Linked DNA regions of Mus musculus: region 2 is linked to region 1. Evidence: chromatin loops called from intact Hi-C (ENCODE). Cell type or tissue: left cerebral cortex. All regions are shown on one strand. Each heading gives the region's core, and the rest is flanking DNA. Links, peaks and the distances in the headings are about the cores only. Region 1 has its middle 26 kb from the start of Cnih3. Region 2 has its middle 11 kb from the start of Gm39718.

The links. Hi-C counts contacts between places; a loop is a spot of excess contacts. Peaks named below come from ENCODE experiments on the same cell type or tissue, not always from the same donor. Only the 100,000 strongest peaks of a DNase experiment are listed, where the experiment ranks them.
Region 2: it touches region 1 in a loop (2.3-fold over the local background); 3 of 42 quality-filtered maps call a loop at or near these places.

What each region holds. Positions count from the first base shown.
Region 1 is chr1:181,317,859-181,334,646 of GRCm38, reverse strand. No RefSeq gene overlaps it. Among named protein-coding and RNA genes, the nearest start is that of Cnih3, 26 kb to the left of the region's middle. In left cerebral cortex, for the core only: a CTCF peak has its summit at 7,777 (motif pointing left); DNase peaks (open chromatin) are centred at 5,357, 5,846 and 6,420; H3K27ac peaks cover 787 bases.
Region 2 is chr1:181,267,413-181,284,200 of GRCm38, reverse strand. It overlaps the pseudogene Gm8146. Among named protein-coding and RNA genes, the nearest start is that of Gm39718, 11 kb to the left of the region's middle. In left cerebral cortex, for the core only: a CTCF peak has its summit at 11,149 (motif pointing left); DNase peaks (open chromatin) are centred at 8,350, 8,683 and 11,121.

The DNA of each region.
Region 1 (16,788 bases), core at 3,004-11,003:
GCACTACCGTGCTCCCAAGACTCAGCTTCTCTGACCACTTTGTTGATGCTCATCAGCAAGAGAACCTGAGACTTTGTGTTTGGCCCTAGCTTCAGTGCCCACTGAACTAAACTGAACAGTGGCACTGCCACTGAGCCCACACAGGCCCACCTGTCAGCACCAGCCTAGCTGTTGGCCTAGATCTCAAAAACCTCCTGAGACCTCCACCAGTACCATCCTCCCAGCCTGTCATAGCTACAAGACTTCACGATGGGCATGAATCAAGCCTGAAACTTCCAAATCATGCTCACCAAGAAGATTCCCCAGTGAAACCTTGCAGTGGCATTTCTGCCCAAATAACTGCTCCCACCGCCAAGACAGCTACTTAACTTGTATATTATCATGCTATTAGAAGAAATGTTTGTGTGAATAAACGGAGCATATTCAAAAGACAAATCTTGGTTGGACATCGTAATTGCTGCGAATCTTATAGCCCAAAGGCAAGGTTCTCTGCAACATTCCTTGAGCAGTCCTTCATAAGACTGATGCAGAGCCAGGATACATGGCATTTCTGAGACGTCCATGGTCTTACACTGGGGAGTGTGGGGGGGGTATGGGGGGTATACCACACAGTCACTTATAATTATGTCATGTGGTGGTTTGAATAAAAATAGTTCCCAAAGGCTCATATATTCAAATGCTTGGTCCCCAGCTGTGGGTGGAACTGTTTGGGAAGAATTAGTAGAGTAGGTGTGGCCTTGTTAGAGGAAGTGTGTCACTGGGGGTGGACTTTGAGGCTTCAAAAGCTCAAGCCACTCTCAGTAACACAGACATGCTCGTGCACATACACACACACACCCACACACACCACCTTGTGGACCAGCTGTAATCTCTCAGATACTTCTCTAGCACCATGCCTGCCAGCCTGCTGCCACACACCGTGCCATGATGATCACAGACTCTAACACTCTGAATCTGTAAGCAAAGAGTCCAATTGAACACTTTGTTTTAAAACTTGTCTTGGTCGTGGTGCCTCTTCCCAGCAATAGAAAGGCAGCGAAAACATGCCACACACTAGGACTAATTCCAAAGAAACAAAGCACTTCACAAAGAAGAAAACTTTGTTTTCAATTTCTCAAAGACAAGTTAGAAATGCTGAGTCATGGGGGGTGAAATTAAAATATAGCAAGTGGTAGATGTGTCTGTTGATCAAATTCAAGTTTTTCGATCCTGAGGGCTGCATATGTAAATATTTCTAGCAGTCAGTCTTTGTTCTATGACAAAAAGAATCAGCATCCCAAAAAGGGAAGATTTTACATCAGCTCTTTTCTCTGCCTTTTAATGAAACATTGTGCTCTGACAGAAAGGATCTGTGGTGGAACCAGTTATTTTTTTTTTCTAGTTTCTAAACAAGATTTAAATGCACTTAAGAAGTACCTAGCTGGCTTAAATATGATCGAGCATAATAATATCTCTGAGTCTCCCATTACTCTAAAGATATTCAAGGACAAGTTAGAGCTGTGTTGTTTATGGGCATTGTCTATCTCCATCCAACAGAAACTTGAAGATTTTTTTCCTAATGTCTTTTCTCTGTATGTTATAACTCTTAAAGGGAATAACTGAATAGAAATACAGAGGAGAAATTATAATTGCTTTTATAGCATTACAAATAAAAGTAACACCAGCAATAATGATGTGCTGAAAATGTCTCTTTTTAAAAAACTATTATGAATTTCTCAAAGAACCATGTAGTGAGTGTAATTACTTCCTGGGGTGGAGTTATAAGTGAGGCAGACACAGCTGTGAACAAGTTGGACACCAACCAGCCTGTGCTAATCTGAGGGACACACTGGAGTAGAGCGTGGTCCCCCATTGACTCACTTCCTGTTTGTTCTTGCTTCACACAGTCTCTCTCTTGCTTTAACCCTTCTTATCCCAGCTTCCTTCCTTTGAAAGTGAGCTATTGCAATCCACCCCCATTTCACGGGGGTTTGCCACTGAATGCCATGGAATTAGCTGAAGAGCTTTTCCCAAGAATAGATCCCTTCAACTCCACACCAGCCCTCTTGAACAAGAATCTCTGGGGTCGAGTCCCAGCCAGGGTAGCTTTAAAATGCTCTGGTTAGGAATCACTGAACCAAACAACCCGGTCTCTAAGCTCATCCTCTGTCAAAGTATCACATTCCTGGCTGACTATATGGTTGACCCTCTCTAGTCCTCCAGTGGACTCTCCTGGTCACCCGCCAGCCTGGCTTGATGCATCCCCTCCCCTGGAACCTCTTCAAACACGTATTCCTCTCTGACATATGCTCAAAATTTTCTAAAATTCAAATCCTGCTTCATACCCTGCCTCCAGAAAGCCTTCTCTGACCAGTTGTGACTGTTCACTGCTAGAAATGTTTCCCAGCCTCTGAGTTACCATCTGGGATGGGATGGTGATTTGAATGAGAAATGTCCCCAGCTGTGGTGCTGTTTGGGAGTGTTCAGGTGGCACAGCCCTTCTGGAGGAAGTACTGTCAGTGGGAGCAGCCTCTGAGATGAAAAGCATCAGACACTTCCAGTCCACTCTCTCTACCTCATGCTTACCGTTGAGGATGTGAGCTCTCAGCCTCCTGAGGCCACACCCGATGGTTGGTAATCTTGCATCCATACCAAGCTTCCTCATCACAATGGACTCTTATCAGGAGGCATGAGCCAAAATAAACTCTTTGTTCCATAAGTTGCTTCTGTTCACCTTGTTTTATCCCAGCAACCATCGATATCAGTGGTTTGATATATGATACATATCAAGATAAATATATCAGGATATAAAGAATGCTTAGATGGACTCATGTGATTTGAGTAATTTCTTTGGAATGTAAGCTTTAAAGAAATATGTTTTAATGTTCTATAATCTGCTTATAGAGTCCATCAATGCTCCAGGTCATTGAGATATGTCATGAGATATGTCATGTGTGTTCTTAAGCTCTATCACCTTGAACACTTGTGAACCCCAGAAACACATCAGCTGAGGTCACACAGCCATGTGACATCAAGAGAAGGCAAACTAGAGATGCCTTAAAAACAAGTTGGTAGCTATATTAAGGAGGGAAAAGTGTGTATGTATATGTGTTTGTGTATGTATGTGTGTGTATGCGTGTGTATGTGTGTATGTGAGTGTATGTGCATGTATCTGTATGTGTGTATGTATATATGAATGTGTGTGTTTGTGTATATGTGTGTGCATGTGTGTGTATGCATGTGTATGTGTGTCTGTGTATATATGTATATGTGTGTATATGTGTATGTGTGTGTTGTTGTTGCTGTTATTCTCCATCTTTATACAATATGCTTGCCATAGACAAACCCTATGGAAGAAAAGCCCAACCATATCCGTCCACACATGATAAGAAAATGCTCACCATAAACCTTGTCAATACACTAATAGACTTTAAGGACTAACCTCCTGTGGCTACCTATAAAATTATAAATAGCAGTTAAAAGAAGTAAATAAACTCAGGAATGGGCAGAAGAGATATCAAGACAGGACATGGGCACCTCAAGCCCTCTGAATACCAAAACCAAATGTGTTAAATTTTGAATGATAAAGCAAAGATGCGTGAAAGAAAAGCCACCTTCCCTGACCTTCTCACAGCTTGTCTGCTTTTTAATTTAATGTTTCTGGTCATTGATCCTATATGATGCACATCCACCTGTCATTTACAGAGATAAATATTTAATATTACAGCCACACACTCCTAGCTGAGTCTGGAAATGTGAAGCAGGAGTTGTACCTTCAGCAACCTCTTCTCAGCCTCCAAGAGTCCTCCTCCTCCTCCTTATATTTGGATATAAACATTCTATGCTTCAAATTCTAAACTTGAGGGGACCTAAATGCCATATCTGGAGGTACTTAGCAAAGCAAGTGAACTAAACATGGCCTTGCCAAGTCATCTCCCAAGAAAAGGAAAACAATGTCTGCCACCTCTGAAAAGCCAGTCAGGCAAAAACAAATTCTGGACCCACACAATGACAATTCCTTTGTTCCTCCATGACATAAACCACAGGCACCACTTTCAAAAAAGTAACACAACTTGCTTCCCTTAAAAGGGAGCACATGAACTTGGTAGTGGTGGTGGCGCACGCCTTTATTCCCAGCACTTGAGAGGCAGAGGCAGGTGGGTCTCTGTGAGTTCGAGGCCAGCCTGGTCTACAAAGTGAGTTCTAGGACAGCCAAGGCTACACAGAGAAACCCTGTCTCAAAAAATGGTAGAGGGTGCACATGAGTACAGTCCTTCATAGTCCCTTCTCAAGAGCATTAAGCAATTTGTTATGTGTGTGAGTAGTATGTGTACCAGTCCACTAGCCAAACTATATAGTCAAGCTAATTAGCAGACCAAGAGACCCACGAAAGCCAAGAGTGATGGCTTGTTAGTGTTTTCCCTACAATGAAAAAAAAAGTGTGGGGGGTGAGATATATATATATATATATATATATATACATATATATATATGTGTGTGTGTGTGTATGTGTGTGTGTGTGTGTGTGTGTGTGTGTGTGTGTGTGTGTGTGTGTGTGAAATATGAAAATATGGTGCCAGGATTAAAGGCATACACCACCACCACCCGCCAGGTATCAAAAAATCTGGATATGTCATGGAAGGAGAGGAGAGGAGAAAGGATATAAAGAGAGATTGAGGGGGAACAAGGGAAGATTAATGGGTGTCAGAAGGCCAAACATCACATTTTCTCTCATGTGCATGAAAGCAGGAGGAGGACTATTTGGGGAGGAGGGATCGTCAGAAGGAGAACAAGGGTAGGGCAGGTGGTGGTAGGGTAACCATGAGAAAAGTATGAAAATATCACAACGAAGCCCGTTATTTCATAATCTACCATCATTTTTAAAGGGAGAACAAGGAAGATTGAAGATGATATACTACTGGTAGTTCATCTTTAACTCCAGCACTGAGGCAGGAGGACTGTGAGTCCCAGACCACCTTTGGATTCATAGAAAGACCCTGTTTCAACTAATAAACCAACATGAACAAAGCAGACTAAAAACAGCTCCTTCTGTCTCTGCAAACCCCACCAAACCATAAAGAAGACCCAGAATGGGGCAGAGTCAGAAGCAAATGGAAAGAAAACCTAGGCAGCGGGTGGATAAGCTAAGAAAGCTGACCCCTCAACAGGTCCCTGGGAGGGGGCTGGGTGTAGGGCTCGAGCATGGGGGTCTGCATGAAACTCTAAGATGCAGTTGGATCCCAACCCTTCCTTCACCCAGTGCTACTCTTCATTCATCTCTGTTAGAGGCCCAAGGCTGAGTCTGGGGTGTAAAACACTGAGGTACTGGGTGTGGTGGTGAGAGATAGCATATTAAAACATACATAGCAGGTCTATACCCTTGAGAGCCACCTCTACTACCCAGGCCTGCTTCCACTCACTTCCGTGTATTAGGCAGACATTACCCTGTAGACAGGATATGGGAGGCATCTTTCCTGTTATAAGCTGGTCCAAAGATAATGATCTAAAGACATTGACAGTAAGAAAGCCCCACACGGAAATGTTCCAGCCAGATCACTTCAGTGGACCACCTTCCACACCTTACCCAGCACATGTGAATCCCCGCTAACCATAAGGAGACCTCTCTCAGACATACAGAAAGGGACCTAGGTCAGGTGAAGGAAAGAGGGGTCAGAACAAACAAGCAGAAAACGCCAAACCAGAGGAGGCAGGATTTATGGGGAGACAAAAATAAACCCTAAAACATCCCCCATGTGCTAAGGAACGTAAAGTAACATGGCAGAAAGAAAATCTCAGTAGTAACAAGTTAACATTGGAAAAAAGGAAGAAGAAAAGAAAAAACTCTCAGAAATGCAGCCAAAGAGTCTATGGGAAACTTGAGAGCGAAGAGAAAGAAAAGGTAAGAAAACAAAAACAAGACTGTTCACAAGCTCCAACATCTAAAAAGAACGATTTAGCATCGTGGGCTGCTCTCTGCTCATTTTGTGAAGAAAGGGATCATTGAGGTTTCCCAGGATAGCAGACATGGGGTTGAACATTGAGCTAGCCCTGTGAGGCTCCCAATGCAACAGTCGAAAATAGAAACATACACTGAAATTTTACTCCATTATGAATAAGGGATAATGCTACAGATGTTCTGAGAAAAGAGGGGGGTCAGCAAATTTCAAAAGATAAAGCATGAAAAATAAAAGAAGAGAGTCATACATTGTGGATCCGACCAGAAGCCCTAGTGGGGCAGAGGGACCCCTTGAGTCCAGAGCTTAGGCTACCCTGGACAACATAGCAAAACCCTACCTCAAAACAAGTCAAGATTTCTTCTCAATTGCAGCACTGGGAACTTGAGAATAAGTGTGCCTGGAAAAATGTTTTGTAATCCAGACTTTATATAGTCAAGCTAAAATGAAGCGAGTGGGCGGAACAAAGACATTTATAGACATGTAAGATCTCCAAACACTTCCTATGCAACCTTTCTGAAGGCGGTGCAAAGCATTAAAGGATGCGTGCATCCCACCAAAATAAGAGGATTGGCAAAGAGAAAGGTTTCTGAATCCAGGAGACGGGGAGCCAGAAGGGATTTGCTGAGGGGTGGGGAGGGATGCATGCTGGGGTGCTGGAATGTTCTGAAAGGCCCACATGTCAAAATATTTGCTCCCCAGGTCAAGTGCTATTGGGAGACCATAGAAGCTTTAAGATGTGGGACCTCGTGGGAAGTCTGCAGGTCACTGGGAACATGCACTCAGGGGGGAACTCCAACCCCTTCTTCCTTCTCTGTGTGTCACAAGCTGACCATGATGTGGAAACTTCTACTCTGTCTTGCACACTCACCGTGATCTGACCCTAGATCAGAGGCCTAGAAGCAAGGGATCCTATAACAAGCATGAACTGGCAACACCCCCACTGTGTGCCCAAATCCACCTCCTCTCATTAGAAGCTGACTGTCTTTGATTTGTTACAGTGATGGAAGGTTGTGTAACATGGTGGGGCGTTACCTGCCCGGGCTACAGCTGGTCGGGACACTCTGGAATCATCAAGACAATAAGACTGAGAGAAATGTGTTGTGTGTTTAGACACTAAGAACAGATCAGTGTCCTGGCTGGATTTGTCACCTTTGATACAAGCCTAGACACATCTGAGAAGAGGGAACCTTAACCAAGAAATAGCCTCCACAAACTGGTGGGTCTATGGGACATTTTTTTGATTAATAACTAAGACAGAAGAGCCCAGCACACTGGTAAAGGGGTTGCCACCTCTGGGCAGATTTTAGATGGTATACGAAAGCAAACTAAACAAGGTATGAGGGGCAAGCCAGTAAGCAGTGTTCCTCCGTGGCGTCGGCTTCAGTTCCTGAATCTAGGTTCCTGTCTTGAGTTTCTGCCCTGCTTCCCTTGGTAATGGACTAGAACATGCAAACTGAAATAAGCCCTTTCCTCCTCAAACTGTGCTTGGCTAAGCATATTATTACAGCAATAAAAGGCCAAACCAACAGGGGCTGGAGAGATGGCTCAGCTGTTAAGAGCACCGACTACTCTTCCAGAGGTCCTGAGTTCAATTCCCAGCAACCACATGATGGCTCACAACCATCTGTAAAGGGATCTGATGCCCTCTTCTAGTGTGTCTGAAGATAGCAACAGTGTACGCATATGCATAAAATAATCTAAAATAATAATAATAATTGATGATAATGATGATTACCAAGACAGGCAATAGGGGGTGAATTAGAAGCAAACATAAAGGCAGGTAGGGCTAGAGACACGAGTTCAGTTCCCAGCACTCACACTGTTGACTCACAACTGTCATAACTCCAGCTCCAATGTATCTGACGCCCTCTTCTGGATCCTACAAGCACCTGCACTCACGAACACGTGCATGGGAAAAGTGCATACTAAAGTAGGGATCATAATGTCTAAAAACATCCCAACCCCTGGAGAAATGACTTCAAGAGTTGAGCCAAGTTTGCATAGTTATTGCTGTTTAAAAAACCCCAAGATATGTGAGTTGATTTTTCAAATTTGCTCTATTCCCAGTTAGCACCTCTCTCTCTCCCTCTCTCTCTCTCCCTCCCTCCCTCCCTCTCCCTCCCTCCCTCCCTCCCTCCCTCCCTCCCTCCCTCCCTCCCTCCCTCCCTTCCCCATTCTCCTTCCCTCTTTGCAGATACGTATGTAATCTCTCAGCTGCTGCTCCAGCGCCATGCCTGCCTGTCTGCTAGCATGCTCCCCTCCATGGTGATCATGGACTCTAACCCTTTGGAACTGTGAACCCCATTAAATTCTTTCTTCTATAAGTTGTCTTAGTTATGGTGTTTCTTTGCAGCCACAGAAAACTGCCTAAGCTCCGTTCTTTCTTAAGTGTCTTTTGTAAGCGCTGCTTTAACTAGCCAACGTGCCCTGAGGAAGAGAAGTGCCTTCCACAAACTCCCGTACGTGCACACTTGTAGAATAATAGAGACAAGATTAGCAGCTGGCCCCACTGCTGTTCCAAGTGCTACACACTTATAGGCAGACTCTCAGAATATTGCCTCAGCAACTCCTTGAATAACTTCATATTAAACAGTTCTGGCTGTAGGAATGCCTGGTTTCTAATCAACTGCAAGATACTATTCCAATGAAAGGGACTCCTACCTGATTAGAATTTTAAAAGCCAGGAGACCAGAGATCACTTATTTTTGAGAGAACAAAACAGTGATTCCGTCTGCCATGGCCAGGAACCCACAGGCTAGCTGTTCCTAACCATGAGTCTCAGAGAGAGACTAATGATGCAAATATGCCATTAAAACATACCCCCTAAAATAAAACCCCACATAACTTCAGTACATGTCCAGGTCAGGACACATGTAAAAGTGGCCACAGAAAGTCCTGTCTACAATTATTTTTTAATGGAAACAGTCCAGAAATCCTCCCTCATTAGAATATGCCTTATGTGAATAGTAAATAGGAATTTGTAACAGGGACGCACAATAACCGGGTGACTCGGAAGGACAAATTATCTGAGTGGGAAACGCAAGTTAGAAAAAACACAGACCTTATGCTTCCACTTTGCACAGTCTAATGACATGCAAAACTATGCCACAGATTTTTTTTTCAGGAATATAGCAAGCAAGCAAACAAAAAACAGTGTTTGAAAAGGAAGTGAGCCGTAAACTCAAAATTCAGGAGACTGGCAGTACCTGAGGAAGAAGATGGAGTTCTGAAGGACTCAGGGGCAGGAGGTAATGCCCAACACACGTCTCCTCTATTTGAAACCTACACGCATTGCATCTCACAACTGTTCTTCATGAATATCTAATCAAAGCAATTAAGTGGGGTGGCGACTAGGGGAACACATGGTGACTGGCTGCCTCAGCTTCCCACTCTTCTTCTAATTCTTATCTCACTGGAAATATTTTTTTAAAAATTAAAGCAAAAGTGAGCAGTGGTTTTCTTGCTAATCAAATGAGTGCTGACAGGCTGAAGAATGACATAGGATAGGATTTAGGGTCTATTCAAAGTCAAGGAGAGGCAAGGACCCCAACCCTGGTTCCCACCAGGTTCATTAGACCAGCTTAGCTAAAGAGAGACTTCCGGGCATGAGTCTCTTCCTCCAACTGATCACTCCTGTGGTTCTGTATCTAACTAGAAAGTTGTCCTTCTGGGAAAACCTTGAGACAAGTGGAGGTCTATGCAGGAAGGACTAACAATGGGGTTGTGGTGGGTTTTGCAATGTAGCAGTCTGCCTGATTCAAGTTGTGCATAGGACACATCTGTGTGTCGCATAGTAGACAGAAGGAAGCAAGACAGGGTCTTCTCAATGTCTGTTCTTAGAGCTATGACCCCAATAATATGCAACCCCAAGTCAGTTTGAAAGCATCTGCCACGATAAGAGCCACAAAGCAAAGAGTATCACAGTAGAGCTGACACTGTGGCCATGAAGGTGTGGCACTGGTCTGTCTGTAGTTTCTCTCCCTCTTTCGATAGCCTTGAAGCTGCTTGGAAGACAAAGGAAGAAGCAAATCATTCAGAGTTGTATTATTTCACCTGAAAAGACTTCAGAGAAGTGGCACCCAGTCAAATTTCTAAGTTAATTAAAGTCATTTTTTTTTAAGGCAGAAGGTTAAGCAAAAGCTAAGCTGTTGCTGGCATTCTGTAAGGCAAGTGAATGACAAAAGACAGAGGAGACAGGAAAGGGAACGTGACTTGGTCTCAACAGTGTCAGACATAGGAGGAGAATGAGACACAGGATAGCACTTTATCAGCTCATCCATTAAGCACCTACTGTGTGCCAAGCATGGGGACTACACCTTAGCAAGACGTATATTGGTGCTGATTGATGTGAGGGAGAAGTGGGAGCTGCCACAAAGACTTGGAAAAACCTTTCCAGGAAAGCATGATATACCCCAGGCTCTGAAAGGTTAGCAGCCAGGGGAGAGAGCCGAGTCTTGACAGTGGCAGATTCAGTCCTAGGAAGACAGCACACACACACACATACACACATACACACATACACACACACACACACACACACATACACACACACACATAGAGGGGAGGGAGGGGCTGGGGATAGTGAGTTCTGGCTTCATATGCTACCTGACTCAAGGCCCAGTAGAAAAACCAAAAAAAAAAAAAAAACCAAACAAACAAACAAGCAAAACAAAACAAAACAAAACCGTATCTTTGAAACAAAATTTGAGATGTACCCACCCCACTTGTTTCCCATAATGCATTGCACCTTTTCAGTGCCGTTCAGTTTGTGAGGTCTGGTGCCAATAGGGCATGGCTCTGGGTACACCATCAGACAGTGAATATTTAAGTCCTCATTACAAGGCTCTTTACAAGGAGAAATACACCAGGGAAAGACGTGGTTCACAGCTCAGGTTTACATACCAAGATGTGCCCCAACCGCTGAAAACTCTATTTTGGGGAATCTGTTTTCTTGCCTGCCATTGTGGAGGAAAACCTCTGATGAGATGAATCAGCTGGACTTTTTCGATTTCCAAATCTGCTCACACTGGGTGTCAGGGTCATGCATAATAGGGGACATGAGGGATGAGGACATGGCTTTGGGGGGGGGGCTGTCTGCTCCAGTGACACTGCTCTGGTTCTCTGAAACAGAATCTGTCAGAAGCCAGGTGAGCTGTCTATGTCTAGGTATTGTTACACATTTATTTGAGCTATAATTATTCCTTCTTACACTCAGAACCCAGTCTGGTGTCAAGCGAAATGGGACAATTCCCCTTAGGCATATGATCTGAGCAGTTAGTGGGATATGGCAAGATAACCCTGACATCTGGTGCTTAGAAGAAAGTCTGAGGCTCATGATAAATTCTCCAACCTTGAATCTGACTTTATCAAGGCAAACCAAATGGTGACGCCTACACCCAACTCTATTCAGTGCCTCTGGTCATGTGGGTCCATTGTGTGACTTCTTATTCTCTTCAAATTGGCCTTTAAGTTCTCCTTCCACCCTGAGCTCACTAGGATGAAAATGCTGGGTTGTCAAAGGGAATCAAGGAGTGGGAAGCCAAGAAAGTCTACAGTGCGATTTGCCTCAAGGTCTGTAGGAGTGGTGAGGGCCACTCCATCCAGGGGAAGTGCTTTGGAAACAATAAAGGAGTCTTTTCCTCAAAAAACTGGTATCAGAGCTGAAGCTAAGTCGTTGCCTATTTTTGTCATCTTTACAAAAGGAAAAGGTCTAGAGAGATGCTCAGTGGATAAAACCCTTCCCATCCAAGTGTGAGGACCAGAGCAAAGCTAGACACCACAGTGCACATCTGTAATCCCAGTACTCCTACAGCAAGGTGGGAGATAGACACAGAGGAGTCCTGGGAGCTCATGGGTCAGCTAGCCTGGCATAAACAGTGGCAAACAGTAAGAGGCCCTGACTCAAAGAAAATGGAAGATGAGAATTCATATTCATGGTTGTCCTCCTACCTCTATAGCTCGATATAGTATGTACATACTTCTACTCTTACATGCAACTATGTGTGCACGCATGTGCACATGTACACACATGGGGCGAGGGAGAGGAAGGGAGGGAGAAGGAGGGAGGGTGTCTTAGTCAGGGTTTCTATTCCTGCACAAACATCACGACCAATTAGCAAGTTGGGGAGGAAAGGGTTTATTCAGCTTACACTTCCATACTGCTGTTCATCACCAAGGAAGTCAGGACTGGAACTCAAGCAGGTCAGAAAGCAGGAGCTGATGCAGAGGCCATGGAGGGATGTTCTTTACTGGCTTGCTTCCCCTGGCTTGCTCAGCCTGCTCTCTTATAGAACCAAGACTACCAGCCCAGAGATGGCACCACCCACAAGGGGACCTCCCCCCTTGATCACTAATTGAGAAAATGCCTTACAGCTGGATCTCGTGGAGGCATTTCCCCAACTGAAGCTCCTTTCTCTGTGATAACTCCAGCCTGTGTCAAGTTGACACAAAACTAGCCAGTACAGAGGGAGAGGGAGAAAATGTGTGTTTAAAGATATTAGACCGCATGGGGTATATACCTAGAGTCCCACTGCTTGGGGATGTGAGGAAGGAAGATGGTGAACATGAGGCCAATCTATACAATATGAGAGTCTATCTCTAAAACAAAACCAAAAAAATATATATTGCTATTGCTTGAGATCTGGAATGTCCCTCAAAGACTCATGTACTAAGGTTTGGTCCCAGGATGTTGAGTGGCAGAATCTTTAAGAGGGGGGGCCTAGTGGGAGGTCTTCAAGTCACTAAGGACATGCCCTTGAAGAGGCTCGTGGGATCCCAACCCCTTATCTTCCTCCTGTTCTTGTACCTTACCTATGGGGTGAACAGCGCTGCTCTAAAAATCCCTCTTTGCCATAATGTGCTTGCAACCAAGAGCAAATAACTATGGACTGAGCCCTCTATACCTGTGAGCTAAAATAAAACTTTCCTCTTCACAAACTGGGTATTTGTTACAGTGACGGAGAGGTTACTAACAAAAACATACCCCTAAATGGTTTTCTACCACACTCTGCCAACTGTACCTAGGACAGAGGGACTTTGGAAGCTTTGATTGACAGTGAAGGGCAGACGGCCATCATCAGCACTTGCCTGTTTATGAAAAAGAATTCTGAGAAGTCAGACCCCTAGATGCATAGACCTGGACTGTGCAGTACAAGACACAGCTCAACACAAGAGTGACAGAGGGTCCCATTCTATCAAATCAAGTGTAAACTACTTCTTTCTTATTGGGGCCCATCTGGGAGCCCCCTGTCAGAAAACATGAAATCGCCCTGTGTGTTTTGTTGAAGATTCTGTCCTATCTGTGGGAAGACTCTGGAGACGCCACTCATAGCAGAGACGTGAAGGGAGCAGATGGCCGTGAAGTGGGAGGCTATTCTCAACCCGGGGCAACAGGAAGGCTGTAAGGCAGAACCCAAATTTAGTTTGAAACCTGGTGCCCAATGGTGCAAATTTAGAAATTCTCTTGAACCATCTGGGTTTTTTAAAATAAACACCTGTCTGTCCAATCCTAGAATGGGAGGGGCTTAAGGTCTTAGTTCTCTACCCCTAACATAGCATCTAGTACCATCCTTGGTGCCTCGTGGCCGAGGAGAGGCTCAGCCATGGAAGAACACACACGATAGTTCCCAAAGGCCTCAAAGGTCTGCACAATCCTTTTTATTCTGACTTCTCTTTTGTTGTTCTTTTTCCTCACAGTGTTTGAGAACTGAGACTACCATGCGCGCATGCGCATGCACATGCGCACATACACATGCTTGAACAGCACTAAAAATGTTCCCGTCTCTCTGTTTTCTAGTGTCTTCCCTTCACCTTCTCTGACGCTGGTAAAATTTGTCTGTGATCCATAAAGTATCAACCCTTTACCCTCTATGTCAAGTCACCTCCCTAAGTATTATGGAACATAGTGTCTCTACCAAATAAATGAACACATCGGACTCTGAACTCCAGACCTCCTTCACAGCCACATCGTATGGTCTTCAGACCTCTCCCACAACATTTGCCACGAGCTACTTGTCTTAGTTAGGGTCACTATTGCTGCAAGGAAACACCATGACCAAAAGCAAGTTGGTGAGGAAAGGGTTCTTACACTTCCACCTCACAGTTCACCATCAAAGGAAGTCAGGGCAGGAACACAAGCAGGGCAGAAACCTGGAAGCAGGTACTGATGCAGAGGCCGTGGAGGGGAGCTGCCTACTGGCTTGCTCTTCATGGCTTCCTCAGCCTGCTTTCTTTTTTTTTTTTTTTTTTTTTTTTTTTTTTTTTTTTTTTTTCCTTTTTTTTCCTGCTTTCTTATAGAACCTAGGATTACCATGGGCTGGACTCTCCCCCATCAGTCACTAGTTAAGAAAATGCCTGACAGCTGGATCTTATGGAGGCATTTTCTCAATTAAGGTTCCCTCCTTTCAGTGTCAAGTTGACCTAAAACTAGGCAGGACACTACCCCAACCTTTTACCTTGACTGAAGATGATCTAACCTGACCAACTGTTTCATTCAACTCCTCATCCCTTGGAAAAGGAAGTGAGGTGGGCAGGAGTGAGGGGTGGCAACATGGACCCAGAAAAGAAGTGACAAGTCAGGTCTTCCTCATATGTCCCCTTCTCCCCACCCTGAGGGCTTTGTGAGTTTTCAAGGCAGTATGTAAATACACTGAACATATTGCTAACACTAATGCAAATATAACATTGGTGTTAATTTTTCCAGAAAAATACCTTAATTATCGGAGAAATTATGTCCTCAGTGATTCTGTCAAATGAGCTGTCCCTCAATGGCACAGCCATTACATCTAATCCTGGAGTCCCCTTTCCCCCAAACCCCCTCCCACACCCCTACCCCTGTGCTCAATAGCAGTTTCTGTTCCTCTCTTTTTAGGACACCCTTCAGTCATTCTCTCCATTCTCTATGCCCTGAAGTCAACCCAAACCCTGTCTGTCTCTTCTTCTAAGACCTTCCCACTCTGTCACTTTGGATGCCAGATGGGATCCGACATGCCTGACGATGCTCCTTGGAGGAAGGTAACGTGAGGGGGCAGAGAGCATCCTTATGCCTCACCTGCGTGGCCCTGGGAGAGGAAGGAAAGCAGACTGGCTAGGAAGAGGCCAGGGCCACTCTTCATTCTAGGGCAGTCCGTGGGATGATCAAGAGCAGTCCCACAGCCTGCAGAAATGGGTGGCTTTAATGTTCCTGCAGCATTTAGTCTGGGACAGCCTGGGGGAAGCATCGCCTCCAGAGAAATGGAGAAACAGACTTTGCAACATAGATACTAGGTCAAAAGGAAAGACAAAAACACAGAAAGAGAGGGAAACTTGGCTCCTGCCCACACCATTCCCTGAACCAGTTCCAGCCAGCCTATAACCTAAAAGTATGAAAACCAAAAAGTTTTAAGAAAACACAGAATTTATGATGGAAAAGAAACCCTATAAAGCAAGAGACAAGTAAGTTGGAATATATTAAAATGAAGACATTTTGTTTAGCAATATCAGGAACCTCTGTTTGGGGGCTGGAGAGATGACTCAGTGGTTAAGAGTACATGCTGCTCTTCCAGAGGACCCGAGTTCAGTTCCCAGGCAGTGGTTTATGACTGCCAAAACTCTCAGTTTAGGAGATCTGATGCTCTCTTCTGGCCTGTTTGTGAACCAGCATATACAAGGTATAGACACACACACACATAAACAAAAATAAAACTTTTCTTAAAAAAAAAACAAACTTGTTTTAATCATCATAAGAGAGAAAAAAAGATAATTAAAAGTACAAGAGCCAAAAAAGGCAATAAATAAATAAATAAATAAATAAAAGCAGGCAGATTTCTGAGTTTGAGGCCAGCCTGGTCTACAGAGTGAGTTCCAGGACAGCCAGGGCTACACAGAGAAACCCTGTCTCGAAAAACCAAAATTAATTAATTAATTAATTAATTTAAAAAGTGCTGGAGCCAGTTCTAACACATGTAACTCAGAAAAGATGCTCACATTTAAAATCCCACTAAAAGCAAATTAAAACTTCGAAACAACACAGAACCCACTATCAAAAAAGGGCAAGAGATTTGAAGAGGTGTTCGCAAGAGAAAGGACACAAATGACCACCAAACTTAGCCAGATGTTGGACACCATCTATGGCAAAGACGAACCCACAAACCACAGTGAGTTTGCACTGCTCGCTCCCTGCATGGCTGACATCAAACATAATGCACAAAACGCAACAGTAGTTTACCTGTGCAAACAAGGCTGTGCAGAGGTAGGAAAACTGTTCCCAGTACCAGCGACTAAGCTGAATACCTCCCCCCAACTTGTGAGCCAGAAATTCTACTCCTGGAGAGTAGGGTGGAAGTATGGAGAGGTGATACCACACAACTACAATGTGCCCAGGAAAGATATGTGCAGGAATGCTACAGTAGCATTATCCATCATTGCTGTTAAGAAATAAGCATCTAGTAGGAGGATCATAGAGAAGAAATACATTGGGATATGTTCCTTCCCTGGCACAAAATAGTGGCATGGAGTGTACCAAGGCTGGCATGACAGTGTGGGTGAATTTCAGGATACCATGTGGTGTTGTAACCAAAGTTCAAAACCAGATGAAACAAAAATGTAAAGTTTAGGAAGGCACACTTAAGTGGTAAGACTATTGTGAAAACAGACGGATGTGATTATCATTTAAGATGGATACTTGTGGCTTTTAGGCAGATGGCTGTCTTGGGATGCTGGCAGGGGTCTTGGTGTCGGTGGTGCTGGGGACTGAAGCCAGGGCCTCAGACGCTCTAGGTATGTGCTCCACTATGGAGTCCAAGAGTCTGCTTTTGATCTGAATGTCTAATAATAATGTCAAACTTCCTGTTACATTTTATACATTTCTCTCAAC
Region 2 (16,788 bases), core at 4,332-12,331, 52 kb after region 1:
TTAGTATACTTTTCTTGTTAATTTTTATTTGCTTTCTTTTTTTTTCTTTGAAATGCTTTATTGAGGGAGATGAAGTTTGGGGAGTTAAATACTATTAATTTTTGAGTTAGGGTCTCACTATGTAGCTTAGGCTGTCTTGGAGCTTGCTGTGTAGCCCAGACTGGCTTAGAAATCAACAGCAGGCCTCTTTCCTCAGTCTCCTGAATAGATACAGTAGGTGCAGAGACCGGGCTAAATTGCATGTCTTGACTCTGCTTCCAGCCGCCTCTTCATTTGTATGGCTGCTGCAGCGCTACCTGGGCCTACACTCAGCGCAGCTGACACTGGGGCAGAGACAGGCCCTGACGGATCTCCTCAGGGAGGGCAGCTTGGCTGGGCTGTTCCCACCAGTCCTGTACGATCCCCTGTAGCTCAGGGATTTGCTCCAGTGCCTGTTTCAGCAGATTTGACAGTTTCTCCAGGGTCTGCCCCACGTTCTCATTCTGCTCCTTTTCCTGGGACACCTGCATCTGCAGCAGCTCCTGGGTGGATGGTCCCGGAGGCAGACTGGTCTTCACACAGAGATTTCCTCTTCGGAGACCCAACTGGTCTTGGAGAAACAGAAGATCTTGTTGGAGAGAGGCAGCCTTTGGAAGCAGTAGTTCAGATGCTTTCCCCACAGGCAGTCCCAGTGTGTGACTCAGCAAGATGAGGCTGGAGCCCCTTGGGTTAGTGGGGTGCAGCTGATGGATGGATGGTAGAATCCTGGATAATGGCTTCAGCCCTTTGACATGGTATGGCAGCAGGGGGCCCAGGAGAACTCGGGGCAGATGTTTGGCTTCTTCCTTCAAGCATCGCAGTAGTTCCTGGCTCTGTGGTGCCACAGCTTCAGAGGTGGGGACAAGCTTCTGGTCAATCAGGGTCCTCTGGACCCCGGCTCAGGCGAGTTTTGCTGGCTGAGTTTCCCTTGATGAGCAGACGGATCTGTTCCTGCCTCTCCTCCACCAGCTGACGCCACTGTAGGATCCGCTGCCTCTTGGCCTGCAGCTCCCACAGCAGAAGATGCCGCTGTCCAACTGCACTCTCCAGTTCCTGGCTCTGGGCATGAAGAGCCTTGAGCTCTGCCCATAGGCCACTGTGCCTAAGCCCCAGCAGCAGGTCTTTCCTCTCACTGGATCCCAGCAAAAGTCTCTTCACCTCCTCCACTAGGCCCTGGAGGCGGCCAGTCAGGACTTGTCTCTCACTCAGGAGTGCACTCCTCTGGGTAACCAATGCACCTACAGCCTGCCAGCCCTCCTGCATGAGATGGACAGTGGACAGCAGAACCTGGCTGGAGTTTGAAGATTCTGGTGCCTGAGGCCTGGACAGCTCCTCTTCTTTGAGCCCATCCCCATAACACAGGGACCGGATCTCTGACTCCCGCTCTGTAGCTAGGTACTCCAAGGCGGCCAGGACGTGGCCCGCAGGGTGGTTTGTCAGCAGTGTCTCAACTGAGGTCAGCCACTGCTGATAGGATGTTCCAACGTGGTCATCACAAGGGCTTAGGATGCTGCCTCCCCTGGCCCGGGGAGTCAGAAGGTTCTGCAGGAGTTCGGAGGGTGCAGGCTGCCCGGACATCACCCAACACCTCAGGCTCTAGGGCTGGGGCTGCTGACACCACAGGTCCAAAGGTCACATCCACTTTGGCTTTCCTTTGCATGTCCTGCAGACGTTTGAGCTGATTCTGCAGCCGCTGCATGGGGTCTTGCAACCCACGTGGCTGTCTTTGTACAGCCCCAGCTTGGGCCTGGAGGAGAAGAGCTCGATGCTGGGTGTCTTTCAGGTTCTGCAGTGTCTGTGTCATGGCTACATCCTGAGCTTCAGACTCTTGATCCATCAGCTCCAGGCTCTGGTCTAGCTCTTGGTTCTCTGCCCGAAGGCGGGCCGCAGTAGCTTCCAGCTCCAACTTCCGATGGATCTTTGGATTGTCCTGATAGGCATACCAGAGGAGGTTTCCCTGGATCGTCTTGATATTCCTCTGACTACGCACATGCTGCACAATGTAGGCCCAGATGTCAGCGCCCTGACTCAGACACAGCCTACGCAGCATCGACTCCAGGGGGCGAGCTGCTAGGGGCACCTCCATCTCTTCAGCAGCCCAGCGACTCAGTTCACGCTCTTTCTGCGTTAGTTCCATGGCTGTCACAGCTTTTATTTGCTTTCTTAAAAGATTTTTCTTTTAGTCTTCTTCTTAACTTTTATTTAATGTCTGTGCATTTGTTTTCTTTACCATACTACCAAAATGTTTTATCTATTTGGTGTTATTGCTGTAACCACTGTTTATCTTCTTCATTTTGCTTAATATTATGAACTGATCCTCAAAAAAGCCTGCCACTGAAAATACTCCAGAATAAACCAGAAGAAATGGCTATAGCAAGAGATGCATGAATCACAAAACAGAAACTAAAGAAACAGGGATGAGCAAGACAACACCCTAACTTCCTAATCAGATGCTCGGATGCTGACTACAAGAACACAGGCATGGATGGCATGCTGGGCAAAGAATTCAAAAGACTACTTTAAAATTCATCAACAACTTTAGGGCTGGAGAAATGGCTCAGTAGTTAGGAGCACTTCCTGCTGGGTATCATATTGAGTTACAAGCCATTCAGGGATACATAGAAAGTCTGTATGTATACATATATACATATACATCAAATACATACACATATATGAAAAACAAAGTCATTTCAAGGCAAAAAACAAACTAAAGAAATTCAGGACCACCAAGCCAGCATTACAGAAGCTATTTAGGGAAAAATCTTACAGACCGAGGAAGTAAAACAATCTCAATTATGAGAGCACAGGAAAGAATAAATGTCATGACAGATATAGATGAATACATGAGAACTAGACGAGAATCGATTATGTCTAAATCAGTGAGTAAGAAGATCCATAGCTGCATAGGAGAGAAAGAGAAGGTCAGGGTGTGGCCAAAACCACAGCAATCAGCAAATCCACGTCAATCATGGTGCTCCACGAAAACAGTGTTGGTGCTCCAGTTAAAACATGTCCACTACCTGCCTAGATTAAGAAGCAAAATCTGATGGCTCCTCAGTTAAGAGCACTGGCTGCTCTTGTGGAGGACCCGGGTTCAGGTCCAGCACCCACATGACAGCTCATGGCCATCGTAACTCCTGTTTGAAGAGCATCTAACACCCTCTTCTGGCCTCCTTGGGCACTGCATGTAGACATGTATTCAGGCAAAACGCCCATATGCACACAGGAGCCAGCACCTCCTCTTTCTGCCTTTTATGCCTTTAAAAGAATTTCCTGTTTATCTTCCTAAACATGGAAGGTAGAAAATGCACCCAAAACTCTGCCAGAAAGAGTTTTATATTAAATTTGCTGTGATGATAAGCAAGATTAGCAAAGGCTTAGCCATAGTAACCAAATACAAGAGGAAAAGCCAATTTAAAACAATTAGGGATTGGTATTACAAAAAATACCATTAGAATCCAGAGGATCACCAGAGAGCATTTTTGAAACCATGTAGTCTAAAAAATTGAACATCTAGAAGAAATGAATAGGTTCCTCTATATATTGTGACACATCAAAATTAAATCAAGAAGATATTAGCAACCTAAGATCTACAGTGAGGAACAAATCTGAACCTGTGTTAAACAGTCTCCCAGCGAAGAAAAGCTCAGATCATATGGATTTGATGCCAGATTAGATGCACAGGGTGGGAACGCCAGCAAACCCATCTTACGAAGTCAGTACCAGCCTGATATCAAAATTGGTTAAGGATATAGCAACAACAAACTATAAACCAATTCCCCCAATGAACACAGATGTAAATAAAAAGAAAATAACCAATAAAACACTGGCAAAATGAATTCAATTATATGTTTAAAAGATCGTACACTATAGTCAAGTTGGTTTCATTTTAGGAATGCATTTCACTTTGTACACAAAAAATGTAATAATCTAGCACATAAATAAACTCAAAATCACAAAATCATCTCAATAAATACAGAAAAGGTTCTTGACAAAGTTCATTACCCCTTCATGATAGAAACTAGGAATTCAAATAATATATCTCTGAGGAGGAAGTTTAATCTAGGGACATGGCTGTTCTGGCAAGGGACCACATCCAGGACTATGATCCAGCTGGGATGCAGACACGACCTGGATTATAGTACGACCTGGCTGGAATACACCTTAGCACACACCTTTAGTGCCTCTGGCTGGAATATAGACATGACCTTAATACACACTTTAATCCCAAACACTTAAGGTAAGGTTAGTTTGTGGTAGAAAGCGGCCATGTTTGAAAGGGATCTCTAATTGAGGGATAGACAAAGTGATGCGTCAGAGAAAGACTTGACAGTAAAAGTCAGATATAGGATATGCCCAACTCACATAAGAACAGCACAGGAAATACTGAAGTGGAAACTGAAAAAATTCAAGTTACAAATAGGCTACTTAAAAGAAGAGAGAGAGGGAGAGAGAGGGGGAGAGAGAGAGAGGGAGAGAGAGAGAGGTGGTATATGGCGTGCAATGTGTGTGTACGCCAGTTTTTTACTGGAACAGTTTTACAGAGACAGGTTGCAGAGAGAACTAGCTAGACACGGCTGAAGACAGAATGAGCCAGAGAATGAGAAGGAGCCAGAAGCTTAGATCAGACTCCAGAGTTAGTATAAGGCCAGGTAGAGCAATTCAGTCAGAAGCTGAGAGAAGCCAAATTGAATCCGTCAGCTTGGAAGATCAGATTGTACCGAGGCTAGAAGCTTCCAGACCTAGGCCTAGGGATAGTTAGAACAGAGAAGGAAACGCTCTGGGCTCAGCCCAAGCTGTGTGTGTGCACAGCCTGGGTATGGCTCTCATCTCATCACTTCATCAGAGGAAGTAAAAGCGACATTTACATATCTCAGCATAGTAAGGCTGTATACCAGAAAACTACAGCCAAATTATAGTAACTGGGAAAAATTCTAAAGCATTTCTTGTTTAGAAGTCTCGTTTTCCTGATAAATGTAGCTATTCACTGCTCATCAAAATAGCTTCTCTCTGCAGCAGATAGAGACCATCTCAGAAAGTCATAACTGAACAAAATATAGAGAATCATGGGGCATTCAGCGCGATAGGTACATCTGCAACACAACTACCTCCTACACCTAAGGCTCAGAGAACACCAAGGAAGAGGGAGCAGAGAGACTGCAAGACCCAGAGGAATGAGGAGTCTGCTGTATGATTCTGCCTCCTAGAAGTGACAGAGAAGCTACACCCATGACACCATAACAATATGGCCACAAAATCCAAACAATGACAACACCGATAGACGTGTTTGTGTGGAAGGAGGAAATCTCAAGGGGCCACCCTAAATAAAAAGCTATAGGCAACAAATGACTATCAAGAGAAGGACAAGTCCCCAATATATAATAATAACTAAGAAAAAGAAGACATGGATTTGAAAGGAAGAAAGGGGGGACATGAGAGGAATTGAAAAGAGGACATGAAAGTAATTGGAGGGAGGAGAGGAGAAATGATGTGTTCTGTTTTCATTAACTTTTTAAAGTTATTAACAAATAAAACTACTTCTTAAAAAAAAAAAACAGGAATGAGACCATGTGTCCATCCTCTCAGCTTTTGTATTGCTTTAAGTCTTAGCAACATTGATAAAATAATAGGAAGAAAGAAGAAAGAGAGAGAGAGAGAAGGAAAGAAAGAAAGAAAGAAAGAAAGAAAGAAAGAAAGAAAGAAAGAAAGGAAGGAAGGAAGGAAGGAAGGAAGGAAGGAAGGAAAAGAAAAGAAAGAGAAAGAAAGAGAGAGAGAGAAAGGAAGGAAGGAAGGAAGGAAGAAGGAAAGAAAGGAAGAAAGGAAGGAAATATAAGTAGGAAAAGCCAAATTGTCACTATTTTCATACCATGTGCTCCTATACTTAAAAATCCCCGAACCAGAAAACTTGCAGATATGAAAAAAAAAATGCTTTCAAAAATGTCCTGGGACAACACAAAATCAACATGCAAAATTCAGTAGATTTTTCTAAACACCAATAATGAACCTTCCAAGAAAGAGATCAGGGGAAAATACCTTTCACTATGACTTCAAAATAAACAATTTGGAATGAACTTAGTCAAGGAGAGTAAAGAACTCGCCAATGGAAACTTTCAACCTCTAAGAAAAAAGGTTAAGAAAGCACCAGAAGACGGAGAAGCCTCTTGTGCCTGTGATCGGCAGAGTTAGTATTTTGAAAGTGTCTACATTATCAAAGGCAACCTCTAGATTCAATGCAATCCCCATCAAAACAATGACATTTCTTCACAGAACTGGCTAAAACAACCCAAAAATCCACACAGATGCACTAAAGAGCCCAAGGAGCCAAAGTAATTCCACATAGAAAGAGCATAGAGGACCGTGTGCCAAGAGCACAGATCACAATGCCTGACTTCAAATTATACCTCTGAGCATAGTAACAGAAACAGCATGGTACTGGTACAAAAATAGGCAGGCAGACTGAAGGAATAGAATAGCAGACCCAGAAATAAACCCACCTTACCTCCAATAAAGGTGCCAAAGAAAAAGGAAAAAGACCTCCTCTATGATAGATGCCCTAGGAAAACAGAAAAATGAAAATAGATTCTTATCATTCAGCCCATTAAAAAAAATCATTTCAAAATAGATTAAATGCCCTCATGTGAGACCTGACACCTAGAGACGGAAGCAGAAAAACTGGGGAAATATTTAAGATGTAGGCACAGGCAAGTACTGTCTAAGAAGGGCCCACGAGCACGGGAAGTGGTGAATGGGATTTCATGAAATGGAAAGATTCTGTGGGAGCTGGAGAGATGGGGGTGGGGCTGAGAACACTGGCCGCTGCTCTTGTTCCCAGAACCCATGGGCAGCTCACAAGTCCGTAACTCCAGGTCTAGGGGATCTAATGCCTCCTCTGAACTCCTCGGCTGTCCTGGATTCAGTTGCTGTATACACTGCTGTACCCTGACTGGCTTGGAGCCTCATTTGCTGTATAGACCAAGCTGGCCTCAAACTCACAGAGATCTGCCTCCCTCTGCCTCCCGAGTGCCAGCATTAAAGGCAGTGTCACTATGCCCAACAAACTAAAAACTTTTTTTAATATTTATTTTATTTATTTATTTTATGTATATGAGTACACCGTAGCTGTACTGACGGTTGTGGGCCTTCATGTGTTTGCTGGGAATTGAATTTTAGGACTTCTGCTTGCTCTGGTCAACTCTGTTTGCTCGGTCCCTGCTCGCTCTGGCCCAAAGATGTATTCACTACTATAAATAAGTATTTTATGTATATGAATACACTGTAGCTGTCCTCAGACACACTAGAAGAGGGCATCAGATCTCATTACAGTTGGTTGTGAGCCAATGTGTGATTGCTGGGATTTGAACTCAGAAAACTTCGAAAGAGCAGTCAATGCTCTTAACCACTGGGCCATCTCTCCAGCCGCAAACTAAAGACTTTTAACAATAAAAATTGTAAACCAAAAGCAGGGAATGGTCTATAAGCAGTGGTCTTCACAGCTTCACACGGTCCCACTGTCATCATTCACAAACCATCAGGATCTTGAGGGGCTCTGAGGAAGGTGGCAGCCTCACCCCTGCTTTTCTCTCCAGTGAAAGACGACCCTCACAGACAACCCGAGTAAGTGGCTCTACCCAAGATCTAGTTCTTAAGTCCTCAAACATCTCAAAATGTGCAAGAAGTACAAATGCTTTTTCTCTTTAAAAAAAAATCTTGGTTGAGTAGTAATTATGTGAGACAAGGCATATGAGAGGAAGGGAGGTCTTTAATCCGTCACATTACAAGGGACAACGATGACAAGCACTCATGTCTCACAAGTTAACAGTGTGTAAGTTACCAGCTCGGTTTGAAATATTGCTTTTCATATTGGGAATAAGAAATCTAATCCGAAGTATAAATTGCCCTTGAGATATTCATTAATGACTGTAGTAAAGCAGGACATTGCAAAGTACACTTGCATTATCTTTCCCACATTTTTAATTGATACTTAAACATGTGCTTTACAATGTGCATAACATATTGCTGCTATAATAGAGGCACAGAATTGCATTAAATGCACATATACCTGCCATGAGGTCACATTCAATACTGCTTGCTGCTGACATTGGGGACAAAATGGGCTTGGGAGCCACTTTCCTAACCCCCTCAGAAAGTCTCATCCAAACCCTCCCCGTTCTTGCCAGGGAGGCTCACATCCTCAGTGGAAAAAAAGGAAAATGGTTTAAAAGAATGATCTTAAGCAAAAAGAATATAGCTAGAGGACCCATAAGACATGACTCTAAAACATATTCCTAAGCTACAGTAATGTAAACAGTCTGGTACTGGCATACAGAAACGGTGACAGACAGATGGTGTCTTAGTCAGGGTTTCTATTCCTGCACAAAACATCATGACCAAGAAGCAAGTTGGGGAGGAAAGGGTTTATTCAGCTTACACTTCCATACTGCTGTTCATCACCAAAGGAAGTCAGGACTGGAACTTAAGCAGGTCAGGAAGCAGAAGCTGATGCAGAGGCCATGGAGGGATGTTTCTTACTGGCTTGCTTCCCCTGGCTTGCTCAGCTTGCTTTCTTTTAGAACTCAGGACTACCAGCCCAGGGATGGCACCACCCACAATGGGCCCTCCCCCTTGATCACTAGTTGAGAAAATGCCTTAGGGATGGATCTCAAGGAGACATTTCCTCCTTTTTCTGTGATAACTCTAGCTTGTGTCTAGTTGGCACACAAAACCAGCCAATACAGATGGAATGTAGGAAGAACCTAGAAATAAAGCACACATGGCCAAATAATTCCTAATTTCTAACAAAGGTGCCAAGGACATACATACCCTTTGGATTTTTTTTTTTTTTTTTTTTTTTTTTTTGGTTGAATGGTTGGTTGGCTGATTGGTTGGTTGATTTTTTAAGACAGGGTTTCTCTGTGTAGCCTCTGGCTGTCCTGGACATAGCTCTGTAGACCAGGCTAGGATTAAAGACATGTGTCACCACCACCTGGCTCAAAAATGTAATCAATAGGTTGGGAATGTAGCTCGGTGGTAAAATGTTTGCCTAACATGTGCAAAGCCCTGGATTCAACCCCAGCACAATAAAGAGGAACTCAAAATGGAGTCAGGCTTAAATGTAAAACCCCTGAATCGTTTAAATAAAAAATAGGGCCAGTGTCCTATGGCAGAAGTCTGGGCAAGTATTTTTGTTAAGCATGGGAATAAAAGCACAGACATCAACACTAGACAAATGGGATGAGGTCACAGTGAATGCTTCTGCACGGAAGACAGACAACTGTCAGAGTGAAGAGGCGACTTACAGAGTGGAGCTCTGGGAACTACCCAGCCAATAAGGGGTTAACACCAGACCATGCAAAGACACAGAAACAGTAACAAACCATAGTCAATCAATCCAAGTGGTGGTATAGCGCTTTGGTAGAGTGCTTACCTAGCAGCACAAGGCCCTGGGTTCAATCACAGTACCACCAGATAGATAGATAGATAGATAGATAGATAGATAGATACATACATACATACATACATACATACATACATACATACATACATAGACAGATGGGCTGACTGACTGACGAACATACATATAGGAAATGATCAGAATGAGCATTTCTCATAGAAGCTGTGTGGCATCTTCCTCTCTTTCCCATACATGCACACATTTACATTCACACACAGGATGGGATATCTATTCAGCTCTAAAATGTAATCGGGCTGTCATGTGGTCAACACAGATGGACCTGGGGCACATAATATTCAGGGAACTAAGCCAAGTACAGAAAGACAAACACTGCGTCTTTCACTCTGCTGAAAATGCTGAGCCCACAGAAGTAGAAACTAGAATGGTGGTCCAGAGGCTGGGAAAGGACCCAGGCACTGGGGGGAGGCATTAAAAAGAGTGGCTAGTGGATAGGATACGTAGTCTCAGCCAGACAGGAGGAAAGGGTTCGGATACTTCATTACACAGGACAATGTTCATAGCAGTATTCTATTGTATAATTCAAAGTAGTTAGAAGAGATTTTAAATTCCTTATCACAAAAAAAAATCATAAGAAACATAAATATCCGGAGAGATCAAAGGCACCCTATAGCGATGGACCATCAGCATCTGTCCAAACACACAGCTGCTGCCAGCACCATAAATGGGTGGCTGCCTCCCAACCCTGTCAGAGATCTGCTAGTTTAACTGGACTTTTAGCCCTTTGGAGCCATAAAGACCCCAGTCAAATTCCAGCTCTGTGACTCACTGAGATATGGAAGAACTAGAGACAGACCAGTCCTCTGGCCTGTGCAGACGCAGAAACAAAAGTGGCCGGCGGGGGGGGGGGGGGGGGGGGGGGAAGCTCCGGGAGCACTTCTATGTTGATGTTAATTAAGATGTGTTTAAATTATGTGCAAAGTGGGGCAGGCATGTGCACATGAGTGCAGGTGCCTGTGACAAACCAAGGACTCAGATGAGCCGGAAGCTGAAGTTGCAGACAGCTGGGAGCTGCCCCTCGTGCAAGAGCAGTACCGGCTCTTAAAGGCTGAGCCATCTCATCTGCCTGATGTTAATTCTTTAATATATAATTTTCAAAAATATTAACGTTGCATTTGGATAGTTGGTGTCTTTATGTAGTTTTTACAAAAATGGGTGTTAAAATACTAAGTAAACGTAAGATAGCTAGATTTGTGTGTCCGCAACTGGGGAGATGGAGTTTCAGAAATGTGCTAAGGACAGCCTGGGCTAAAAGACCTTAAATGCTTGGGGTCAAAACTCTGCAGCTATTCCCAGCTTGTGCACAAATGAAATCATTGCAAAGCCTTTGAAACAACTGCAGGACTTGGACAAGCACACCTCTGCCCTAGAGCATCACCCCTGGGGTCCTAAGCTCTGGCCTTGCTTTAAGAACTAACAGGAATCTAAGATGGTTCTGCTGTGTAGGGTGACAGCCTCTGCTACTCTGTGAAGGCGAGGCCTGGGGCGGGGGGGGGGGCGGGGGGCGGGGGTGTTTTCACAAAGAGTGCACTCTACTGTGTGCTGTGGGAATCTACAAGAAGTGTCCAGTTACCAGGGAAAAGGGGGAGAATGGCTCTGGGCTCAGGCACTGCCCGGCATGGTCCGCCGGCCAACTGTGCGGGTTTGTCGCCCCCTTCTGTCCCTTGTCGGAGACGGACATCGGTGCCCTGGAGGCTCACCGCGGGCGAGCTCTAGGTTAGGGTTGGATCTTGCAGAAAGGCACCTGAACCCTCAATGGCTAGAATCCAAGAAAGCAAAGGAAACCGAGTGGAGCCTAGAAGTGCCAACAAACCGCGTGGCTCTCAGTATTTCTCCCACGCCACTACACTGCTCACCTGAAGCCTGAGAAGAAGCAGGACCTGGGAAAAAAACTCCAAATCTCTTAGGGCAGTCACTCCTCTCTAGACTCAGAGTTCTTGGGTGTCCCCAAAGCAGAATTGGTTTCTGCGCTAACCCCAAAGGAGCCTGAACAAACACAGAAAAGCTTCCAGACATTCTGTAAGGATCAGCCAGTCAGCCTAGCAGTGACCTGGGGACCCCAGGAGTGGCTCAAAGGGATATGGGCTTTAGACAGGGTCCTTGTTCTCCAGGAACTTTCTAGAGAGGGAGAGGGGAGGGAGGGAGAAAGGAGGGGGGAGAAAGGAGAAAGGGAGAGGGAAAGAGGGAGAGGGAGAAGGGGAAGGAGGAGGGGAGGGAGGGAGAAAGGAGGGGGGAGAAAGGAGAAAGGGAGAGGGAAAGTGGGAAAGAGGGAGAAGGGAAAGGAGGAGGGGAGGGAGAGGAGAGAGGGGAGAGGAGGGGGGAGGGGAAAAAGGAGGAGAGGGGAGGGGAGGGAGAAAGGGTGAAATGGCCAGTGGTACTTGCTACCATTTACTGAGCCCAGCAATTTGCCTCCATTCCCCAGAGAAACAGCAATGCTGTAGGTCAAAAACCTACCCCAGTAGAAGAGGAGTAAAGATGGAGGGACTGAGGTTCACAGAGACCAGAGAGCACAATTAAAGCAAAAGGCCCAGTCTTCAGCCCTGACTGGTCCCAACCCCACGCTGTCCACTAGCATTGTCCGATTACACACATGGAAGGTAGACATAGAGGACACGCGCCCTGGGTGACAGTGGTCACCCTGGGTGACAGGCTGGTGGGTGGGGTACGGTGAGAATGTGCAAATGTTTAACTCCTGTCTTTCAAAACAAACAAGGGTCAGTGGGTCTGGAGAAATGGCTCAGCCATTAGGGTGCTTGCTGTTCTTCCTTCCAGAGAACCAGGGTCGGCTGCTCACACACACACACACACACACACACACACACACACACACACACCACAGAATTGAAATTTAATCATAAAAGAAGTTTTTGAAGTCCAAAATACATTGGTAGAATGTTGTTAGTAAGACTATTTTAAGGACCAAAGGTAGATTAGAGTCTTTGCTCAACAGCCACCTGTCCTTGATTTTATTCACAGCTTGCTCTCTCACGGGCATGCTCTCTCTCTCTCTCTCTCATTCTAGTAAAATGTTAATTGTGAAAGTGTTGATATTTATTCATTTTGGGTTAAAGATAACAGGCTGTTCGTTATCTTATTTTCTGTGTGGCTCTATATTTAATTTTTTTCCTAACTGATATTTCCAGAGAAGAAGCAGAGATGATGAGTGTCTTCATGTGACATGGTGACACCAGTGCGGCCACTCAGCTGTCACAGAGCTTCACCGGCCCAGGCCTCACTCTGCATGAGCAACCCTTCTGTCTGGGGACTTTTGAGCAGTTGACAAACATGAATTAATGGCACCTCCTGTCACCTCCTAAAAGTCAGAAGGGCACGTGACAGACTGGTGGAGACCGTGCCTGGCCTGACCTCACACTGACAGTTACAAGCTGAATTGAGAGTGCATCTGAGACTCAGGCTCCAGCCTGAGCAGAGCTGAGGTAGCGTCTCCCCACATGCTGTAATAGCTTCAGGGTGCAGTGTGGCAAGATGCCAGCCTTCCCACCCTCACATCAAGCCCTGGTGAAGATGTCTCCTTCCATAGGCAAATGGAGATCTCCTTCAGGAACAGCCATGTCCTCTGGTCCTCTATCTTACATGCACAGCCAGGCTTGTGTAAATGCTGGGCTTGCGGTGGCATAGAATAGCTGTTTTTCTGTGACCACCTCAAGAAGAGCAGGCACCTATTTGCATGAGGACAGTCATGGGAATTTGTGGGGAGCCTGGTGAGAGACCCCCTAATCCACAGTCCCACAAGTCTGTGGGCTTTAGTTGTACAGGCCCAGAACCCAGTCTTAAATTCTTTTTTTTTTTAAGATTTATTTATTTATTATACGTAAGTACACTGTAGCTGTCTTCAGACACACCAGAAGAGGGCATCAGATCCCATCACAGATGGTTGTGAGCCACCATGTAGTTGCTGGGATTTGAACTCAGGACCTCTGGAAGAGCAGTCAGTGCTCTTAACTGCTGAGCCATCTCTCCAGCCCCAGTCTTAAATTCCTGTCTATCCACCTGTGGCATCGAGGCCAAGGTCCGGCGAGGACGGCAAGGGCTGATTGTTCTCTCTGACCTTGCTTCTCAGTCTCACGTGCACAGCTCTTGACAGACTGTTGGGAGCCGCGCCCACATTCGCCGTTACAAGATGGCGCTGACAGCTGTGTTCTAAGTGGTAAACAAATAATCTGCGCATGTGCCGAGGGTGGTTCTCTACTCCATGTGCTCTGCCTTCCCCGTGACGTCAACTCGGCCGATGGGCTGCAGCCAATCAGGGAGTGACACGTCCGAGGCGAAGGATAATTCTCCTTAATAGGGACGGGGTTTCGTTTTCTCTCTCTCTTGCTTCTTGCTCTCTTGCTTCTTGCACTCTGGCTCCTGAAGATGTAAGCAATAAAGTTTTGCCGCAGAAGATTCTGGTCTGTGGTGTTCTTCCTGGCCGGTCGTGAGAACGCGTCTAATAACAATTGGTGCCGAATTCCGGGACGAGAAAAAAACTCGGGACTGGCGCAAGGAAGATCCCTCATTCCAGAACCAGAACTGCGGGTCGCGGTAATAAAGGTTCCCGTAAAGCAGACTGTTAAGAAGGATTCAACTGTATGAATTCAGAACTTTTCAGCTGGGGAACGAGAGTACCAGTGAGTACAGCTTTACGAGGTAAGTCTGATCTTGAACTTTCTAAGGAAATTCAAGACAGTCTATCAGAAGTAAAGTGGAATATGTTTGGCCTTGAATTTTTTCTGGTGTTAGGAGCCCTTTTGTTCCTTTTCACATGTTATCAAGTGATTAAGATAGGGCTGAAAATTCTAGAGGAAATTCAGGACAAGCTATCAGAAGTAAAGCGGGGAGAGAGAGTAGGAGCAAAGAGAAAATATGGTACACAAAATAAGTATACAGGCCTTTCCAAGGGTCTTGAACCCGAGGAAAAGTTAAGGTTAGGTAGGAATACCTGGAGAGAGATTAGAAGAAAAAGAGGAAAAAGGGAAAAGAAGAAAGATCAATTAGCGGAGGTCTCTAGGAGATACTCGTCACTAGATGAGCTCAGGAAGCCAGCTCTTAGTAGTTCTGAAGCAGATGAAGAATTCTCCTCTGAGGAAACAGACTGGGAGGAAGAAGCAGCCCATTACCAGCCAGCTAATTGGTCAAGAAAAAAGCCAAAAGCGGCTGGCGAAGGCCAGTTTGCTGATTGGCCTCAGGGCAGTCGGCTTCAAGGTCCGCCCTATGCGGAGTCCCCGCCCTGCGTAGTGCGTCAGCAATGCGCAGAGAGGCAGTGCGCAGAGAGGCAGTGCGCAGACTCATTCATTCCCAGAGAGGAACAAAGGAAAATACAACAGGCATTTCCGGTCTTTGAAGGAGCCGAGGGTGGGCGTGTCCACGCTCCGGTAGAATACTTACAAATTAAAGAAATTGCCGAGTCGGTCCGTAAATACGGAACCAATGCTAATTTTACCTTGGTGCAGTTAGACAGGCTTGCCGGCATGGCACTAACTCCTGCTGACTGGCAAACGGTTATAAAAGCCGCTCTCCCTAGTATGGGCAAATATATGGAATGGAGAGCGCTTTGGCACGAAGCTGCACAAGCGCAGGCCCGAGCAAACGCAGCTGCTTTGACTCCAGAGCAGAGAGATTGGACTTTTGACTTGTTAACGGGTCAGGGAGCTTATTCTGCTGATCAGACAAACTACCATTGGGGAGCTTATGCCCAGATTTCTTCCACGGCTATTAGGGCCTGGAAGGCGCTCTCTCGAGCAGGTGAAACCACTGGTCAGTTAACAAAGATAATCCAGGGACCTCAGGAATCCTTCTCAGATTTTGTGGCCAGAATGACAGAGGCAGCAGAGCGTATTTTTGGAGAGTCAGAGCAAGCTGCGCCTCTGATAGAACAGCTAATCTATGAGCAAGCCACAAAGGAGTGCCGAGCGGCCATAGCCCCAAGAAAGAACAAAGGCTTACAAGACTGGCTCAGGGTCTGTCGAGAGCTTGGGGGACCTCTCAGCAATGCAGGTTTAGCGGCTGCCATCCTTCAATCCCAAAACCGCTCCATGAGCAGAAATGATCAGAGGACATGTTTTAATTGCGGAAAGCCTGGGCATTTTAAGAAAGATTGCAGAGCTCCAGATAAACAGGGAGGGACTCTCACTCTTTGCTCTAAGTGTGGCAAGGGTTATCATAGAGCTGACCAGTGTCGCTCTGTGAGGGATATAAAGGGCAGAGTCCTTCCCCCACCTGATAGTCAATCAACTGATGTGCCAAAAAACGGGTCATCGGGCCCTCGGTCCCAGGGCCCTCAAAGATATGGGAACCGGTTTGTCAGGACCCAGGAAGCAGTCAGAGAGGCGACCCAGGAAGACCCACAAGGGTGGACCTGCGTGCCGCCTCCGACTTCCTACTAATGCCTCAAATGAGTATTCAGCCGGTGCCGGTGGAGCCTATACCATCCTTGCCCCCGGGAACCATGGGCCTTATTCTCGGCCGGGGTTCACTCACCTTACAGGGCTTAGTAGTCCACCCTGGAGTTATGGATTGTCAACATTCCCCTGAAATACAGGTCCTGTGCTCAAGCCCTAAAGGCGTTTTTTCTATTAGTAAAGGAGATAGGATAGCTCAGCTGCTGCTCCTCCCTGATAATACCAGAGAAAAATCTGCAGGACCTGAGATAAAGAAGATGGGCTCCTCAGGAAATGATTCTGCCTATTTGGTTGTATCTTTAAATGATAGACCTAAGCTCTGCCTTAAGATCAACGGAAAAGAGTTTGAAGGCATCCTTGATACCGGAGCAGATAAAAGTATAATCTCTACACATTGGTGGCCCAAAGCATGGCCCACCACAGAGTCATCTCATTCATTACAGGGCCTAGGATATCAATCATGTCCCACTATAAGCTCCGTTGCCTTGACGTGGGAATCCTCTGAAGGACAGCAAGGGAAATTCATACCTTATGTGCTCCCACTCCCGGTTAACCTCTGGGGAAGGGATATTATGCAGCATTTGGGCCTTATTTTGTCCAATGAAAACGCCCCATCAGGAGGGTATTCAGCTAAAGCAAAAAATATCATGGCAAAGATGGGTTATAAAGAAGGAAAAGGGTTAGGACATCAAGAACAGGGAAGGATAGAGCCCATCTCACCTAATGGAAACCAAGACAGACAGGGTCTGGGTTTTTCCTTAGCGGCCATTGGGGCAGCACGACCCATACCATGGAAAACAGGGGACCCAGTGTGGGTTCCTCAATGGCACCTATCCTCTGAAAAACTAGAAGCTGTGATTCAACTGGTAGAGGAACAATTAAAATTAGGCCATATTGAAC